2 separate regions of the Homo sapiens genome follow, and region 2 is linked to region 1. The links are chromatin loops, found by intact Hi-C in ENCODE. Cell type or tissue: endothelial cell of umbilical vein. All regions are shown on one strand. Links, peaks and the distances in the headings refer to the core of each region. The heading gives the core; the rest is flanking DNA. Region 1 overlaps SCRN1 (secernin 1). Region 2 has its middle 36 kb from the start of TRIL.

The links. Hi-C counts contacts between places; a loop is a spot of excess contacts. Peaks named below come from ENCODE experiments on the same cell type or tissue, not always from the same donor. Only the 100,000 strongest peaks of a DNase experiment are listed, where the experiment ranks them.
Region 2: a loop joins it to region 1, with 17 times the contacts of the local background. A loop is called at or near these places in 7 of 110 quality-filtered maps.

The regions. Positions count from the first base shown.
Region 1 is chr7:29,920,378-29,923,198 of GRCh38, forward strand. SCRN1 (secernin 1) reads right to left here. Exons shown (of 8, transcript NM_014766.5): 8 at 1-2,821. Among named protein-coding and RNA genes, the nearest start is that of FKBP14-AS1, 67 kb to the right of the region's middle. In endothelial cell of umbilical vein, for the core only: a CTCF peak has its summit at 1,242 (motif pointing left); a DNase peak (open chromatin) is centred at 1,234.
Region 2 is chr7:28,920,453-28,923,273 of GRCh38, forward strand. No RefSeq gene overlaps it. Among named protein-coding and RNA genes, the nearest start is that of TRIL, 36 kb to the right of the region's middle. In endothelial cell of umbilical vein, for the core only: CTCF peaks have their summits at 1,485 (motif pointing right), 2,350 (motif pointing right) and 2,550; DNase peaks (open chromatin) are centred at 1,519 and 2,369.

The DNA of each region.
Region 1 (2,821 bases), core at 3-2,502:
CATTTCGGGATGTTTGGAGTCAATCAGATAAAGCACATTATGACAGAAACCATAAGAGGGGAGCTGGGACCTGGGACTGTGCAGAATGAAAAGCCACGGCTACGGGAAGCATAAGCTTGTGCTGCAACGGCATGTGCACATGACCTGCTGCTCCTGGCCCTCTACGAAGCATGCCCAGCAAGGGAACCTCCTCCGTCCCTCCTCCACGTGCTTCCTTCCTAAGGCTGAGAGCTCAACTGAAGACCTTCCCCAATAAATGACAGATGGCTCTTCAGTCAGGAATGCAGTTAGTGGTTTCATGACAGACACACTGGTCCCACCCGGCTTCCCTGCTGAACCACCCAGTACTGAATAACACCTGTACCAATGTGGGATGACATCAGCTAGGAAGCAAAGTAATTTGCCTGGTTGATGATTATTTTTTATACCTAATGATTCACCCAATAGTAAAGGAACCCCACAGCTAAGGTCTAACAGGCATATACCTGCTCTGTTAGTTTATAAGAAAGACTCGTTCTAATAACACCAGGTCTTATATTATTGAGCACTAAGGAACCTCCATAATTTCGATTATATTCTACCTAAAATTTCAAAGCACCTCCAAGAATGAAAGGGTACTATTTCTGCTTTGCTAATTTACTCCTGCCAGAGCTTCTGTCCTTGAATATGAGGGCTATCTTCACCTATAGTAAATCCCATCTATTAGACAAGACTAGCTAGCTTATGTTTGGTTATGGGGCAAGGGAGTGGGGGAGAGATTCTGTCCTTTCTGGCTATGGCTTCTTTCTGCACAAGCATGCTCAGCCCCCACCCCAGTCTGAAAAGATACACAAAGGGTTTCCTAGGAAGCTACTTATACACTATGACCCTTAAACATAATTTTTGTATTTCATCTTGAATATTCATGTTCCCTATACTGCCTTCAGAAAAGCAATCCCTGGTCCACAAATTATTCATGTAACAAGCATTTTTCAAAAGCAAAATCTGTTAGGAACATTTAAAAATGAACATTCCTCACTATAACAGCCTGCTCAAAACCCAACAACCTATTTCCAGCTGTTAATATAAGTACATAAAGTCACTAAAAGTAAGCGCAGCCACATCAGCAGATTCTCTGCTCTCTTGTCGTCTTTCTCCACCCATCCCAATGCACAACTGTCAACTGTGCTTATAGACCACCTCCAGACCTGATGGGAGCTGCCACACCCCTTTTAACTTTTGCCAGGCTGTACCATGCCCTCTAGTGGTAGGACTAGGACATCACAATTGTGGTGCAGAGTATTAGCCAAGACAGCTCTCAATTAGGGTTGCCTTCTTTAAGATGCTTGACCAAGGTCAATGTACCCTAACAGAAGTAGCCATTGTGTTTCCCAATGGGTAATGACATAAAGCGGGTAGGGTTATCCATGGCCTTTGTTTGGCCCATAGAAATGAAAGGAGGCTTCTGTGTAATTAATTCTTACTAGACTTCTTTTGATCAAATCCTGAATCACCTTGGTTATCTCAGACATGTCAGGTCTGATGAGACATTTCATAGTAGGCGAAGGTGAAATCACTCAGTGAGATTTTAGAGCAGCTTTCTGTATCATCTTGCTTTACATAGCCACTTGGAACATGGACTTGGGAGGGGAGAGTTACCTACGTCATCCTCGAACCTCACTTTCCCCCCCCCTTAACAGTGATAGAAAGACACTTTTAGAATAGCCGCCCCACCTAAAAGGACACTCTAAATTCACCAACAGTGAAAGCCCAGGCCAAACCTGCGTGAAGCTCTTAGCAGCTACAGGCCACCATTATTGGTTGCCATTAACTCTGTCAGCTGAAATCGTCTTCCCATCACCCACAATGTGTGGTTAATGATTTTATATACAGAGTTTACAAAACTGCTGACTAAAAAGCTCATGGCACTCCTATACTCACGCTCTGGAGAGTTGGTAGAAAAAAAGAATGTGTTCTGATAAAACCTCTGATCCTCACTGTTCACATCCATGTAACAGGGCTCGGTCCCCTCAAAATCTCATGATACAGCTTCTGGGAAGGAGTTATTAACCCTGTCACTTCCCAGATTGCTGATACTCACAATGTTTCCATTTGCAGATTCCTGCCAAGAATGATGAGGCAGGATTAGGCCCAACTGGTGCTCTCCCACTAGCTGCTGTATTTACATACACTTCTGTTCATCATCTCTGCCCGTTTCAGGAGTAGCTGAGAGCTTGAATAGGTGGCGGTAAGCTCCCACCACCACCCCATGCCCAGTGCAGCTACCCGCCTGAATGAAGGCAGCTCCTGGGACATGTGAGGTGTGAGGAGTGGGGGGAAGATCCAGGGAAGTCAGCTGCTTTGTATTTGGGTTTGTGGGATGTAATGGCCTTGGCAGGAATGGTGGGGCCTGAACTGGTATCCTGCAGAGAAATGCTTCTATATCCATCTATCACCTCCTTGCCCTCTGTCTTCCCAATGCTAAGCCCATCTGGTCTTCCTTGCATGCTTTTCTATGCTCTGGTGGTAAGTCAAATCCTTTAAGTGAACCCGACATTGGAAACAAATCAGTTTAATTAAAGTCTCTCTGCTGAGATAATGTAGTGACTGCTAGGATTCCAGATATTTAACTAGAATCTAAATAGTCAAGAGTTCTTCCTTTTCTTTCCCTCCTTGGCTGAGAGATTCACTACTCTGTGGGTGGAACTGTGCCATAGGGCCATTCAATTACTCCTAGACTAGCTGTTGGTAACTAGACTGGGAATCATTTCTACACAAGGAATCCTGTGATGGCTGTGCTGCTGTGTGGGGAGAGCTGCCTCCTGGGACATCCATGCAGTGA
Region 2 (2,821 bases), core at 208-2,707, 1.0 Mb before region 1:
CCCATCTCCTTCTCCTGCGTCTCCCTCTGCGATTGATGAACACCATCTTATTTTTAACTAGAACCCAGTCAAGCAGGAGACAATTTTTTCTTGTCTTAGTAGCCCAGTAGCTGTTGTTCCTCCTTAACAATCGACTCATCTATGCCTTGTGGGCCTGCGACTCCTGGAGCTTACCCTGTTTCTTTGAATTGCTAGTAAACTGCAAACCAAATCTATGATTCACCCTTACCAAAAGTTTTGCAGAACTTCATTTTCATTAGTGTATGTTGTGGACTCATCTCACGTCTGGCCCCATTTCATGTCCCTACACTTTCCTTTCCTCCCTTTTCCTTATCCCGCACCCCAAAACCAATGTCTATTTTATATCATGTTATTTTAAACATTAGATATAGATTTCCAAAACCACCTTAAATGTTTTGATTCAAAGTTCTAATATACATACATGGAATCAGAGTGATTTTTAATAATTGTGGTGTACAAAACACTATGTGCCTTTTTGGATTGGCTTTGCAGGAAAAGACATTTTTTTAAATAAGATCAACAAATAAAGGAATAGCTAAATTGGAACTTGGAAGCAGAATTCCAAATTTCTTGCCTTAACTGGTGGCTCACACACTCCTCAGCAAGTAACGAAAATATTTTAGATCTGTGGTCAAGTAAGCTCCTCCATTTCATAAGTTCAAAAGCAAGAAAAATATCAGGGAATTAATACAAATTCTACTAAAACTTTTAGAGTACTCTGTTTTAGAGGGGCTCTATGATTGCTAATATTTAAAGCTATATATTGTGAAGTTCTAAAACGTAAGATGAATTACAACATTTCCCTAACCCACTTATCACATTTTCAGGGCATGTTACATTTCAGAGGGGCATATATTTGGTTCTTATAATTTGTTTACTTTGATTGTTTCATTATAAAAGAAATACAAGTTTGTGTTAATAAATGAATGATAAAGTAAAAGACAAAAGTCTTCATCCTCTTGCCCTGTCCTCACCTTAATCCCCAGAGGTTACGATTGTTAGCAACTTGGTAACTATCCTTCTAGATCTTTTCTATGTATAGATACATACAAATGCTTGAGCATTGATGTAATGTATATTATAAAAAGAAGCTTTCTATTTCAAATGGATCCAGTGGATACAACACAATTTACTTACCCATTCGGTTATTTAACATTTTCAATGTTTTCTCCCATTTGATTTCAGAGCTGAAGGGGAAAACAGAGAGTGGCATGTTAGCCCCTTATTAACGCCCATCATTTTGTATGCTCCTGTCCACATTCCATATTGAATCCTAGCACATCAGTGGATCATTCACTTACTCTCTCTTTCATCTACAGCAGGAACGTAATAAGAACAAAGATGGTCATACTCTAACAGTCACATCCCAGTGGCTTCATGTTCCCTGGACAGGACTGCATTCACCAATATGTATCCCAGTGCTTGTGATTATTATAGTACTGTGTGACATTTGCATTACATCTGTAAATTCCCAGAATGGCCACCAGAGGGAATCAACCACCCAGCGCATTCAGAGCTATTGAGTCTAGCGCCAATGACACTGGCTTAGCTCTTATCTCGAATGTGTGTCTGCTTACATTGGCTAGCATTTTTTAAAATTAGATTATATTTTTAAAATGGCCATTACTGAACTCCTCTCCAATTAATATACGGAACAATGCAGGCAAAGTGCTTCAGACAGTGCCTGGCTAAATAAACACAGTAAGTTATTATTGTTATTGTCATTCATAAGCCATTTTAAAAAGAAGAGAACCATTCCTTGCTGTGCTATTATCCCTAACAAATATTTCCTGGCAAAGGCTCATCTATTTAGTAACAGTCCAATGCATAGTTACCACGCCGCTCCCCAAAGTGCTTTGGTCTTGGTTGCTTGATTAACTTCAGGATAAATGAGTGGCCCTAGCCAAGAAGACTTTTACAATTTTTCATTCTTATTTTCTGTTAAATATATGTTGCCTTATATACCTCTCTCTCCCCCTCCGCATACAATAAAATGCATTTCATGAAATACACACATTATATAGACTCTTTCATCAGAGAATGGAGGGAGATATTCTGGAAAAATGCATTTTTTAGTTACCACCATCGCCAAGATAGACTTTTGGACAATATTAAGCTTGTTGTCACTCACAAACCTTATTCAAGCATGTCCATGCCAATGATGAATGGATACTTTCTCTAATAAGTGCTCACAAATACAGCTATGGGAGGATTCCACCAAATTTACCTCAATTTCCATTATTTCAATATGCATTTACACATATTCTGATGTTTATTGACCAATGCTCCGTAAAAATCCAAAGGCAAATGAGTGAATGATGGTAAGCCTCGAGACCACACGGTGGCGCTGTTTCATCATACTTGAGAGAGGCTTTAGCACTTTGCAGGAGACCACGGCCCCCTGAAAACAGAAGACCATGAATACAAGAATTGCCTTCCCTGTGTTACTCCAATTTGAATGAGAGAACCCAGTAGAGTTTAACATTTAGCATTAATTCGTATCTAAACAACAAAACAGCACCAAAATGCAAATGTGAGGAAATCATTGCTGAAAAGTGGGTTGTTGGAGAAATGATACATAAATGCTTCATGCTGTTAATTTATGCTACCACTTTTCATAGCAATACTGCAAGCTCTCCCTAGATGTGCGAGGTGTTTTCACTTTCATGCTTATATTTTGTTCTCCACATGATCCAGTGAAGCAAGCAAGGGGGCTTTGATCTCTATTTTACAGCTAAGGAAACTGAAACCTTTCCTGGCACCCAAAGATTGCAAAATCTTCTGCAGCACAAAAGAGTTT